Regions from separate parts of the Homo sapiens genome. Here all the other regions are linked to region 2. The links are chromatin contacts, found by Hi-C in ENCODE. All regions are on one chromosome and are shown on one strand. Each heading gives the region's core, a stretch centred on a gene start or an enhancer-like site at or near the end of the contact. The rest is flanking DNA. Distances are from core to core; before and after follow the strand shown.

The links. Hi-C counts contacts between places; a loop is a spot of excess contacts on that map. Pooled maps may share reads with other maps.
Region 1: a pooled map shows a loop between it and region 2 (5-fold over the local background). The contact joins the promoter of SREK1IP1 here to the promoter of KGD4 in region 2. A Hi-C loop is called at or near these places in 4 of 50 pooled maps.
Region 3: a loop to region 2 is called in a pooled map, with 10 times the contacts of the local background. The contact joins the promoter of PPWD1 here to the promoter of KGD4 in region 2. A Hi-C loop is called at or near these places in 4 of 50 pooled maps.

The regions. Positions count from the first base shown.
Region 1 is chr5:64,765,547-64,770,145 of GRCh38, reverse strand. It overlaps SREK1IP1 (SREK1 interacting protein 1), which reads left to right and starts at 1,455. Exons shown (of 5, transcript NM_173829.4): 1 at 1,455-1,641. The coding sequence starts at 1,629. It overlaps CWC27 (CWC27 spliceosome associated cyclophilin), which reads right to left and starts at 1,216. Exons shown (of 14, transcript NM_005869.4): 1 at 958-1,216. The coding sequence starts at 999. It overlaps LOC124900985 (a long non-coding RNA gene), which reads left to right and starts at 1,650. Exons shown (of 4, transcript XR_007058787.1): 1 at 1,650-3,191. RefSeq lists enhancers at 720-1,444, 1,163-1,482, 1,633-1,722, 874-2,073, 1,445-2,171 and silencers at 1,410-1,704, 3,767-3,906.
Region 2 is chr5:69,215,416-69,219,559 of GRCh38, reverse strand. It overlaps KGD4 (alpha-ketoglutarate dehydrogenase subunit 4), which reads right to left and starts at 1,800. Exons shown (of 4, transcript NM_033281.6): 1 at 1,689-1,800. The coding sequence starts at 1,730. RefSeq lists an enhancer at 1,224-1,518.
Region 3 is chr5:65,561,117-65,565,303 of GRCh38, reverse strand. PPWD1 (peptidylprolyl isomerase domain and WD repeat containing 1) reads right to left here and starts at 2,008. Exons shown (of 11, transcript NM_015342.4): 1 at 1,798-2,008. The coding sequence starts at 1,993. CENPK (centromere protein K) reads left to right here and starts at 2,136. Exons shown (of 11, transcript NM_022145.5): 1 at 2,136-2,206; 2 at 3,740-3,841. RefSeq lists enhancers at 1,559-2,219, 2,360-2,499, 2,220-2,881.

The sequences.
Region 1 (4,599 bases), core at 206-2,705, 4.4 Mb after region 2:
GTCAATGAATAAAAGACTGTATAAATTATTTATGATGCAATCATGTAACAAACAGGATGGTATGTTGTGTAAATTTAGCTTATCTTAATTCAACTATATACTTCCAATCTCATTTTCTCCAATATGCTGATTCATCAAATTTCATATGTGATATAAGCTAGGTCTCAATTTAAGAATTCAGGTGACACTTATTCCACAACAGACTCTTCTGCCTTGTACAGCATACAAACATCTTGGATGGGAATTGGCATACATTAGCCATCAAATCAATCAGAGAAACCTTTCCCCATTCTAATGTGGTAATAGTCCCCATTTCCCACTTTCTCTGACTGACAGTCATCTCAGGTTTTAAAACCAGCTCAAAAGATATCTTTTCCATGAGGCTTTTCCTAACTTCCCCAGTTGTTCACTACTCAGTACCGCCATAGCAACCTGGTCTCTTCTCCACAAGCACGCTTATCAGACATACAGGCTTTTGTTTACCTGTCTGTCTCACAAACTAAACTATAAGCTTTTCCGGGAAAACAACTACCTTACCCATCCATCTTTGTATCTCCGGCGCCTAGTACAGTGCCCAGTGCCTCGCAGGCGTTCAATTAATGATTGTAGAAGAAATGGAGAATGAATGACCTTAGTTAAGCAAAGAATATATCAAACTCAAAAATGTCTGTTTAAAAACCTAAGACCCCAGAAATCGGCTGCATGAGTTGGGTTAAAGCATTAAATAGGACCGGAATGCTGGTAGGTAGAGAAATCTCCACTTGACTTCTTCAAGTACATCCTGAAAAGTACCAACATCAGTGTTTCGATGCAACATTGTCCACATGCAGGAGTAAAGACAACACTTCTCGTGGTCTCTTCCTACCACGAGATCCTGAAACCCACTCCCCACCCCAAATCCGGGAAATCTCACTTTGGGGATCCCAGGACCCCAAGTTCCCTAGATGAGGCTCTCACCTTCCCATTCGTGGGAGGCTCCTGGATGTAGATGTTGCTCATCTTGGTCAGTACAAAGGACTCTGCTCCTTACGGGGGATGAGAGCGGCCGGCCGGCCACTAAAGCTGTCCGCCTACGAGTACACTCTTCCTTAAGTCCAGTGGTGCAGGAAAGCTTCAGTTTGTCAATATCACGCAAGACAGGGACACCAAACACTACCCCTGCCCAAAGGAGCCCCTCACGGACGCCGCCATGTTGTTACCGGACCCGAGCACCGCTAACCCTGAGAAGGGTTATTCCAATGTACTCCAGGGAACGAGAAAAGTCCGTAAAGTTACCATAGCTTAATGTTATTTATGTTATTTGTATTACAATATTAGAAGGGACACTTCATAAGTGTTGGCGGTGTTTACACTACTCTCGTGTGCAGATCAAACTAACTCCCCCTCCAAAACTATCAGTAATGGTTCGGACCATGTGTCTTCTGCAATATGACTCGTCCGGAAACTGCATCCGCATCTACTGGTTCTGCCGTCGCTAGAGGCGTACAGGCCCTTCCCGACCGTAGCGAGGGTGCTGCTGCGCTGGGGGAAGGAAAACGCCGCTTTGACTGTGCCTTGTTCTCACAGCTGGCGGGAAGCAAGCGCCTTTTCGAAAGCCAGAGGCTCGAGTTACCCCTCTTACCACCGTCATGGCAGTCCCAGGTAAGGAGCAATTACAGGGCCTCTGCGTCCGAGCTCCGAAGGGAGCGCAAGGGAGGGTAGGGTAGGGTGCGGCGTGTACGGAGCAGCGCCCATGGGGATTTAGGCGGAGGCCTTAAAATTCACAGGTTTGTTTTGTTTACATGAAAAAGTTTACACTCCAAACATAAACTCTGAAGGAAAGAAAATAACTATCTTCCCCCCAGGAGCCAAGCCCCAGCTGCTTGGGATTACAGGGAAAGTGTATTGTGGAAGGGAGGGAGGAGGGAGAGACTGTAACTGTAGGCCTAAGGGGGCAAGCGGCCGAGAAAAACTACCTTAACTGTGGTATGGCTTAAAACTAAAACTTGAAGTGGGAACACTTGGCCGACCCAGGTAACCGGAGGCATCGTTTGTCTTAGAAGTCGCTAGGACCCACCGGGTGTGCGGGTTCTACTCCTAGCTCTTCCTGTTGTATGTAGCTGCTCCGTGGCCATAGATTGGTCGCTTTGTGCTTCTGGGCCTCAGTTTCCTTATAAAAAGAAGGAGCTTTGTTGAATTATATATAAGATTTCTTCTAACTCTCAAATTCTATGTCCAGAAGTTACTGACCTAAAAACGGTGAACTCTGCAGAATAATTACTTAAAAGATTTTCTCGTCCTCAACTACCAGCTTACTTGGAAGTTCTAGTAGCGGAAAGCATCTCCTCAAACCAGCTTTGCCACTGCAGAACACTGATTGCAGGAGACATTTTCAGAAATACACACTTCTCCACCCCACCTCCCAACTTGGAAATTCCCAGCGCACTTTAGTAATAGAAAAGATTCTATTCTATTAGAATAGAATACTATGAATTGCTATAGAATTACTATGAACTATAGAATTACTATGGTTCAGAACCCTAACTTTGTTTAAACCTGCACTTCCCAGTATTATTTGACCAGGTTCTTTATTCTGTGGCAGCCTTTTTGAACCTCCTTCTACAGATAGCTGTTATTGGAACACTGTGCTTTTGTACTAACTGAAGTTTGCGGAGGAGTACATCTGGAGCTGTGAGAGAGGAAATGTACACTCTTTATTAAGCCTACTGTGTGCCAGGCACTGGTACTGGGCATTGGAAATACAGTGGTGAGCAAGGTAGACATGGTTACGCTTCACACAGAACTTAGAATTTAGCAGTGAAGAGAGAGAAATTTACAGAAAGTGGGACAAGTGCCATGGCAAGGAAAATACAAGACCTTAGCACAAAGTAAGGGCACCAAACACATACAGGATGGGCAGAAGGACTTTCCAAAGGAGGTAGCACTTAGGAGGAGATCTGAATTGTAGGAGGGGTGGCTTGAAGGGAGAGGAGACTGCAGTCGGAGGAACTGGATACGTAAAGGAAGAGGAAATATGTGAAAAGAGGAAATGAAAGATGTTTTCTATGGATGGAACTCAAATACAGATGGGAGATAAGTGAGAAATTAAGTACAGAGGTAGTAGCTGTAGCTAATATTGACTAATATTTATGTGTCAAATATGTCAGAATGAAAGATGTTTTCTGTGGATAGAACTCAAATACAAATGGGAGGTAAGTGAGAAATTAAGTAGATAGTAACTGTAGCTAATATTGACTAATATTTATAAGTCAAATATGTCAGATACTATATCAAACATTGTATTCTATCTCATTTAATATTCACAACTGCACTGTGAAATGAGTATTAATATTCCCATTTTACAGATGAGGACACTGAGGGACAAAGAAATCAAGTAATTTGCCTATTATGAGACAGCTGGAAAGCAAGAAGTCAGTCTGGTTCCTCTAGACTGTGTACTTCATTCATTTTGCCATCGTATAGGATAACTTACAAGGTAGTTTCCAGCTCTTTAAGGACCTGTAGGCCATGACAAGAGGTTTGGCATTATCCTACAGATGGCAGGAAGCCATTTAAGGATTTTAAAGCAGATTCACATTTTGGAAAGATAATTCTGGCTAGAAAGTAGATTGGAGACAAAGTTTACCAGTTAGGAGTAATTCTGGTGAGTTATAATGATGTGTGGCTGAGATGTGGTCTCAATAGGTAAGGAGAGAAGTGGATAAATTGAAGATACATTTTTGGTGGTAGAGTCACTAGGAGTTGGTGATTGATTCAGTGTGGGTAGGTAAAAGAGGAAATGAGGTTTACCTGGGTTTTACTGTTAAGCAATTGGGTGGGGCTGTTTACTGACATGACAACACCTCACAAGGGGCAGGGGTTAAGGGGATGATGATGACATCCAGTCTGGGGCTTGTTGTGTTGAGGTTAGTCAGACATAGGAATGCAAATAGTTAATAGTAAGAGATATAATTTGTAGCTTAGGAAAGAAGTCAGAGTCAAAGACAATGATTTGGGTGTTACCCACACACATAATAGGAGGTAAGGCTATGGGAGTGGAGCACTCTGCTTAGATGGTGTGTAGAATGTGAAGGGAAGGTCTGTGGCTGAAGCCTGGTCAACATCTAAGAGGCCAGCAGCGAAAGATAAACCTACACAGTAGATTGCCTAGGCATCCTGATAGGCCGAGTCAGCTCTAGTGATCTTTATACCACACAGCTGCACCCAAAGTTGACCTGTTATCACTGCTCATTTCATTACTTGAGCAAGCCTTTTGGGCACCTGTGTGATATGGGCACACTGGAGGACACAGTGTCATAGTCTGTGCCCTCATAAAACTTTAAGCAGTACATGAAAATGTGCTACTTAAGAAAGGGGACAAAAGTGATTTTTTAAGGCCTCATTAAAATTCTCTTAAACTTAGACCAGTGTTATAGATATGTTAACCTTCTTTCAATTCAAAATAGTGCTTCAAAGTATAATAATGTTAAATTGTGCCATTAAGCTAGATGGCAAGCTATAAACTGTTTAAACCCAGCAATAATTGAGATAATAGGTGTGACAGTGCTGTAAAAGTACAATGCAAGTGTCATTAGAAAATACAGATACAGAAAATCGTAA
Region 2 (4,144 bases), core at 551-3,050:
TGTTAGTATTGCTTTGGACTGTACTATTTTAACAAACTACCACAATTTGTTTATGCAAAAGACAGACATAGAGATTGTTTGTGGTTTGGGGGCTATCAGAAATAGAGCCAGGGACCCCATGGCAGTATATATAGTACCTGCCTGCTGAGATGCCACACTCCTGCTGCCAGGCTGGAACCCCTCAGCTCTGGACCCCAGTTCTTTGCTAGTAACTCTTTTTTTTCTGTGAACATTTACGTACAGAGACAGTATGTGCATTCACTTCTCTTGGGCAATAAACCTATGAGTAGAATTGCTGGGTCATACGGTAGATACATGCTTAACTATTAGAGACTGACAGCTTTCCAAAGTGGCTATAACATTTTATATTCCCACCAGCAATATTGAGGGTTTCAGACGCTTCACATTCTCATCACCACTGACGTCTAAATTTTAGTCATTTTGGTGGATGTGTAGGACCTCATGGTTTTAATTTTTATTTTCCTGGCAAGTAATGATATTGAGCACCTTTTAAAATGTTCATTGCTCATTTGGGTATCTTTTGTGCAACACGCCAAGTCTTTTACCCATTTTTAAATTGTTATATATTATTGATACATATGGTTATATATTATGGATAACAGACCTTTGTCAGTCTCTCAGTCCTTACAGAATCTTTAACTAGTTGATGCTCAGTAACTACCTACTGAATAAGTAAGGATCATTCATTGCAATGGGACCAAAGACTGGGATCTAGGATTATCATTCAGACAACAATTTCAGGAATTTAGAAAAAGGTCTTTTAAGAGATGTACTTATATAAAGCGGAATGTACTTCTCATATCAAAGATAAAAGTCAATTATAAAATAATATAGTTTCAGGGTTCAAAGACTATGTAAACCAACCACAAAAGTGGAGGTTGTGTTCCACTTATATAATAATTTTACCTAAGTTAGAACCACAGCTGAAGAAACAAATAAAAAGGCTATCAGGAGTTAGTAGCTGATAGGTGGATTAACAAAGTTACTTTAGCTGTCTATCTAAACCAGGGGAAAATAGGCTTGTGAAACCAACGCTTATACACACACACACACACACACACACACACATTAATATACACACACACATACTAATTAAACTTAAGTTTACTTTTCTATTTCCCTCATCTGGCCTGTAGCCAGACGCTTGGAGAGGTTGGGGAGAACCCGCTCCGGCGAGGACGCAGTACGCGGGGCCAGTTGCCCGACCATTCCCGAGACCTTGAAGGGACAGTGGGTCAGATCCAGGGTTCGCTTCCTTCCACGCCCCGCTACCGCCTTCCTTCCGATTGGCTGATCGGGGGCACCACAGCCAATCCTAGACGGCGATTGGCCAGGCTACCGCCAGGGTCGCCTCACCCGCACACGCCTAAGACTAACAAGGTCCTGGCGGAGGAGCGGGGGATCCCGGCAGTAGGTACAGGACCTACCTGCCAAGATGCTGCACGGTTGCCGCAAGGCTCGAACCCTCGGCGCCGGACCCACCTCACTGCCCGGTCCAACAGGCTCAAAGTCCCATCCTCACACACACCCGCGGGCGCCGTCACTGGCCCTCCGCAGAGGCGCGGTCACCGCTCTGCCTCTGCCACCGCCTTTACTCCCCGACGCCGTCGCCATAGTCAGCACCGTCCCTACCGCCCAAGATGCGGAAACGCGACAAATTGCTTTACCTGAACGACCCTACTAGCAGACGCCATCTTGCTGCCCATCATGACCCCCGAGAAGGGGCAGTTTCCGGGGCGCGAGCGAGCCGCGGCGATCACTGGAGTCCCGGGCAGCTGTGGGCGGTGCTTCCCGGGACGTCACGGAGGCGGAGACCGGACTGGGCTCTCCTCCGCCGTGGGGCTGGCTCCGCCCCCTGTGCCTGACCCCGCCCACCCCTTCTCCCTACTAGGATCCACCCACGTGTGTTCTATTGTTTCGTTTTGGGGACAAAATTTTGTTAAGGTGGGTCTCTGCTCATTAGCCTATAAATTGTCTAGGACCATTTCCTTTCCAGAAAGCCAGTCTATAATTTCGATATAGTTCAAAATTTTATCTGGAACCAAATAAATAATACAACCTTCTTATCTGACAGCTCTTGCAAAGATTAAAAAAATTAAAGAAAAACAAAAAAAAAACCTTGCGGTTTCCTAAAATGAATAATTTCGTTAAAATGGGAGTTAGTGGCAAGCTCACAAGAGTTTACTCTGGCTTAAAAAGGGCCATGTCACACTCTCTTGCTGATTGGCATTGCTTGATTGTAATTTGTTTCTGTTTTCTTTACCGTTTATTACTCCTGATATCGAACTGCTGGGCCTTTGCTTCAAGTTGAGATAACTCAAAAATTCAGAAATATTTGAAATGTAAGCCACTCATATCTTTCCCCCAAAATTACATTACGGGCGGGGCGCTATGGCTCACGCCTGTAATGCCAGCACTTTGGGAGGCTGAGGCGGGCGGATCACTTGAGGTCAGGAGTTCGACACCAGACTGGCCAACATTGTAAAACCCTGTCTCTACTAAAAATACAAAAATTAGCCGGGCGTGGTGGCGGGCGCCTGTAGTCCCAGCTACTCAGGAGGTGAGGCAGGAGAATTGCTTGAACCCAGAAGGCAGAGGTTGCAGTAAGCCGAGAGTGTGCCACTGCACTCCGGCCTGAGCGACAGAGGGAGACTCCGTCTCAAAAAAAAAAAAAGTTACATTACGTTCTGTGATAATGCTTAGGTTATATATAGTATTGTAAGCTTGACCAATGTGTTTGATGATATACATCAGTGATTTCTAAGTCTTGGGATCTTTTTAGAAATATAAATTACTGAACCCAGGTATGGTCTATTGGGATTCAGTGACTACAGAGAGGCCATTAACCCGTTTTGTTTTGTTTTGTTTTTGTGGTTTTTTTTTTTTTTTTTGAGACGGAGTCTCGCTCTGTTGCCCAGCCTGGAGTGCTGTGGCGTGATCTCAGGTCACTGCAACCTTTGCCTCCTGGATTCAAGCAATTCTCCAGCCTCAGCCTCCCCAGTAGCTGGGATTACAGACGCCCGCCACCACGCCTGGCTAATTTTTGTATTTTTGGTAGAGACAGAGTTTCACCATATTGGCCAGACTAATCTCCAACTCCTGGCCTCAAGTGATCCACCCACCTCAGCCTCCCTAAGTGCTGGTATTACAGGCGTGAGCCACTGCGCCTGGCCCCATTTTAATTATTTTCAAATGTGCAGTTCAGTCACATTAAGTACATTCACATTGTTGGGCAATTGTTACCATCTTCAGAAACTGTACCCATTAAACAAAAACTTATTCCTCCTTCCCTCAGCCTCTGACAACTATCATTTTACTTTCTGTCTATGAATTTGACTACTGTGGGTACTTAATGTACGTGGAGCCATAACAGTATTTGTCCTTTTGTAATTAGCTTGTTTCACTTAGCATGTCTTCAGAGTTCATTCATGTTGTAGAATGTGTCAGAATTTCTTTTTTAAGGCTGAAAAAATCCCATTATATGTGTATACCACATTTTGCTTATCCATTCATCTGTGGTAATTCTTTTTTTTTTTGAGACAGAGTCTTGCTCTGTCACCCAGGCTGGAGTGCAGTGGTGCCAACTCGGCTCACTGCAAGCTCCGCCTCCCTGGTTCACACCATTCTCCCACCTCAGCCTCCCAGGTAGCTGGGACTACAGGCACCCGCCACCACACCAGGCTAATTTTTTTTGTATTTTTAGTAGAGACAGGGTTTCACTGTGTTAGCCAGGATAGTCTCCATCTCCTGACCTCGTGATCTGCCCGCCTCAGCCTCCCAAAGTGCTGGGATTACAGGTGTGAGCCACCGTGCCCAGCCGATAATTTTTTTTTTTTTTTGAGACAGAGTCTCGCTGTGACACCCAGGCTGGATGCAGTGGCATGATCTCAGCTCAATGCAACCTCTGCCTCCTGGGTTCAACTGATTCTCCTGCCTCATCCTCCTGAGTGGCTGGGATTACAGGTGCCCACCACCACGCCCAGCTAATTTTTGTATTTTTAGTAGAGACAGGGTTTCTCCGTGTTGGCCAGAATGATCTCAAACTCCTGACCTCAGGTGATCCGCCCACCTTGGCCTCCCAAAGTGCTGGGATTACAGGTGTGAGCCACCGCACCTGGCCCAG
Region 3 (4,187 bases), core at 759-3,258, 3.7 Mb after region 2:
CCAGCATAAAAGCTTTAATATGCAGTCATTAAATACTTAGGCAAAGCACTGTACACCAAGCAATGAAACAAAAAAGGCGTGATTCTGGTTCTTACTTGTTTACAGTCTTAGCAGTGGAGAGAAACATTCATCAATCACATGAATAAATATATAATTAGAAACTGCGGCAAGTGCCATAAATAAAATGGTTACTATGGAAACATTTAATAAGAGGACCAGGAAGTAAAAATGATAATGCACTGTAAGGGTGTCAATATACAACGTTCAAAAAAACAGCTTCTTCAAAATTTGGATACATAAAATTTGAAGGCTACCTGTAAATTCAGTATTGATATATAACTACCTCAGAGTTATGATCAAAGTGCTTCAGAAATCCAGTCCAGACTGGAGAAGTCACAGGCTTCCCAGAGAAGATGATAGCTAAGTGCTAAAGGTTGACCAAAAGTCAGTTCAGTGGAAGAGTTGAGGGAAATTATTCCCGGTAGAAACACCATATCTGGGTAGGAATCCAGAGGAAAAAAAAGTACAAGACCGATTCTCGAGTGATTTTAGAATGGGTGGAGTACAAAGTAAGGGGTTGGGAGAGGAAGGTAATGGAAGATGCACTAAGAAGGTAAGGAGAGATCACATCATAAAGGGCTTTATATGCCATGTGAGGGAGTTTGGGCTTTAATGAAAATAATGAGCTGGGCGCCGTGGCTCATGCCTGTAATCCCAGCACTTTTGAGAGGCCGAGGCAGGCAGATTACGAGGTCAAGAAATCAAGACCATCCTGGCCAACATGGTGAAACCCCGTCCCTACTAAAAATACAAAAATTAGCTGGGCGTGCGCCTGTAGCCCCAGCTACTCGGGAGGCTGAGGCAGGAGAATCGCTTGAACCCCGGAGACGGAGGTTGCGGTGAGCCGAGATAGCGCCACTGCATGCGCTCCAGCCTGGGCGACAGAGCGAGACTCCGTCTCAAAAAAAAAAAAAAAAAAAAAAAAGAGAGAGAAAATAATGACAAATCATTGAAGTTTTTTAAGGGAAGGTGCTAAAGTACGATTTGAGCTTAGACCACATTTAAAATGTCTTAAATACTTAAGGAAAACATTTCACAGAAAAACAAGATAACAAAACAACAAAGACAAGAAAACTTAATCTACCCCTTTTCCCACCCCTTTTATTTGATAATAATTTGTGATTATTCCTCGTTAGTGACAAAAAGACTCAGCCCATCGTATCAAGAGCGTGATTTCAAAACCACAGACTTCGGGTTTTGGATGAAAACAAATCTGTGATCTAGGAAGCTTACGTCATTTTCCCTAGATGCGAAAATTTATTAGTGGAAGTGTCAGAGTTGAAATTATCTTTACCTACCATGATTCGAAATAAGCACCGCCTTCCTCTCGCGCCCCAACACATTAATACATTAACACCACTCCTGAACTAAAGCCTTAAAGAGAACTGGTACCCTTTTGCATACCTAAATAAGAGTTCGAAATTCCAACTTCATGTGGCTGCTGTGGGGAGTAAATGAGAGGAGCCAAACACATAAGAATAGGAAAATGTTAGTTTTAGCATCTGTCATAACAAATCAATGATCAAAAGTGTTAGATATTATCAAAAAGACGTTGTACTACGCTTAAATCACTATTTCGTTAAGACATGCAAGTATGGAGTAGCCAGAAGTGAGAGGACGGCCCTCTGTTCTGAGGGCACAAAACTCCACACATCATCCCTCTTCGGATCTGGCTTGAACCCTCCTACTCAGCGGACGCAGCACTCCAATTCGTCCCGGTACTATGTCTGCAGCTACCTTTCCTCTTCTTGGCCAGTGTTGCCTCCACAGGTAAAGGTCCAACCCAGCGCTCTTCGTTCTCCTCATCGTTCTCCTGGGACACCGCCACTGCTACTGCCAGCTCTCTTTCGCTGAGTTCTGTTTTTTCCGGTTCCTCCGGGTCCCGGCGCCTTCTACGTCTCTGCTGAAAATCGCTACCACTTTCCGCCGCCATGTTGTTCGCATCGTCAGAAAAGGCGCGACACAAAACTCAGCTACCAATCCCAAAGCAGCGGCGCAGTCTTCTGTCAGCGTCCGAGCGAGTTTCGGGATTGGCTGGGGTGGGAATGAGCACATCCAATGGGCATGCAGCGCGCGCAGAAGTCCGGGGCTGGCAAGCGCTTCCTGCGCAGCGCCTAGGCGACCTGGAGTTTGTGACGCTGTGATGGTAAGACCTGGGCCGGGGAGGTTGATATAACGGTTGAATCTTGTGGAGCTCCAGTCCTGAAGGTGAAACCCTTATCGCCGGCCAACTAGATACCTGACTTCCCAGCCGGGCTTTGAGTCCCGTTCTTCTCGGCTTCCCGCGCGCCAACGCAAGCTCCATAACCTCACCAATATTTAGAGAAAGATGGAAGGGTGGGGACAGAAGGAAGTGGTTAACTCGCGGGTTTCCTTTCAGATGCACTAAACATGTTTTCTCTCCTGACCTTTATTCTCTCACACACTCTCTGAAGAAGGTGGTGAGTGCTTGTTACTGTTTCTGGGGGTGGGGTGGAGAAGCAGCTACTTCAAATAACCAAAAGACCTAGGGCAGAACGGGTCACTCTTCTTTCTTCTCTCTGGTATAGGATTTCATCTCCTAGCAGTCATCTGAACTCTTTCTCCTCCTCCTCATCTGTCTTCTTCATTTTTAAAAAATTAGGTAAAAAGCACATAACATAAAATGTATTATCTTAATCTCTTTTTTAAAAAATCAAATACAGCTTGTCAAAATGACCTCCGTAAAACACTTCTTTTTTCTCTGCAATTACTTTTGCACCAACCTAATAAAATCCTCGTCGTAAATCTCTTCTCTACTTTTGCCTTGAGATAGGCACCACGTACAGGGAAGGAACTGCCCCCCCATAGTAGGCACTTTATTTTATTTCAAAGGTTCCCATTATTTGACCATTCTACCTAGCAAGTCTCATTTCTTCTCTGCCCTCTGCTCTCATCAGACTACTTTCTTTTGTGTCTCACAAATTTCCCTTGTTCGTTCTTGCCTCCTACTCTTATGTTTTTATGCTTGAAAGCATCTCCACAGCGATTTAGCCTTCATGTTTACAGCTTCTCATCTTTCAGAGACCAATGCAATAATGAGGATGAAGATGATAATGATAATGATAATAATAATGTAGCTAGTTAACATTTATTAAGCATTATTATGGACTAATTCCTTCCGGGTTGGTTTTTCTAAGCTTCCCTATCCTGAATTCCGATAGTACTTGCAGGCAGTGTTGTATACTTTACCATTTCATAGCACTTCTGACTACCTGAAATCATATCATGTATTTAGTTATCCATTCATTTATATTGTCTGCATGAGAATGGAAGCTCTACAAGTACAAAGACTTTTTCATCTACACAGCTAAAGCCAGTGTCTGACCAATGGCACACATTAACATATTTGTTGAATAAATGAATGTATTTTAGAATTATGTGGGTATTTTTTGCTTATTTCATGTATATTAATCTTTTCCCAATTAATAGTACGAGTTTCTTTAAGTATAGTATTATCCCTAAATAAAGAGATACTGTTTTTCTTCAATAAATGATTAAGTATTGTAGTCCTAACTGGGGACCTCAAAAAGTTGACTTGTTCCCTTTCCAGGAAGATAGGTTTAAGGATACAAAATGTGGGAACGGGAAAAGTTCAACTCTTAAGTGTGTGTGTGTGTGTGTGTGTTTTAATTAAACAACTGAAATTTATTTCTCACAGGTCTAGAGGCTGGAGATTCAAGATCTGGGTGCCATCATTTTCTGGTTCTGTTGATGACCCTCTTCCAGGTTACATACAGCTTACATCTTGCATCCTCAAGCGGTAGAGAGCAAACTCTTAAATGTTTCTATATGTTTTTATTCTACTGCCACATTAAATCGCCAAGCCAGATAATTTGTTGAATATTTATCCCTCACCCTCCGCCCCCACCACATGTGCAGAGTTTTGCATTACTTTTGCATATTGATAATGTATTTTGGTGGTCAGTAAAGAAATATTTATGTTTGACTTTTTCGCTTAAAAATATTCTAAAATTCATGATGACTGATTTTGGCTTTGTGAACTTAAACTGTATCTTATGGGTATAGCAGGTGAGATTTTCAGCCTTCTACTAGTTGACATTCAAATTGTTAATAGCTAACACTGATAAAGCTCTTTATATGCTAGC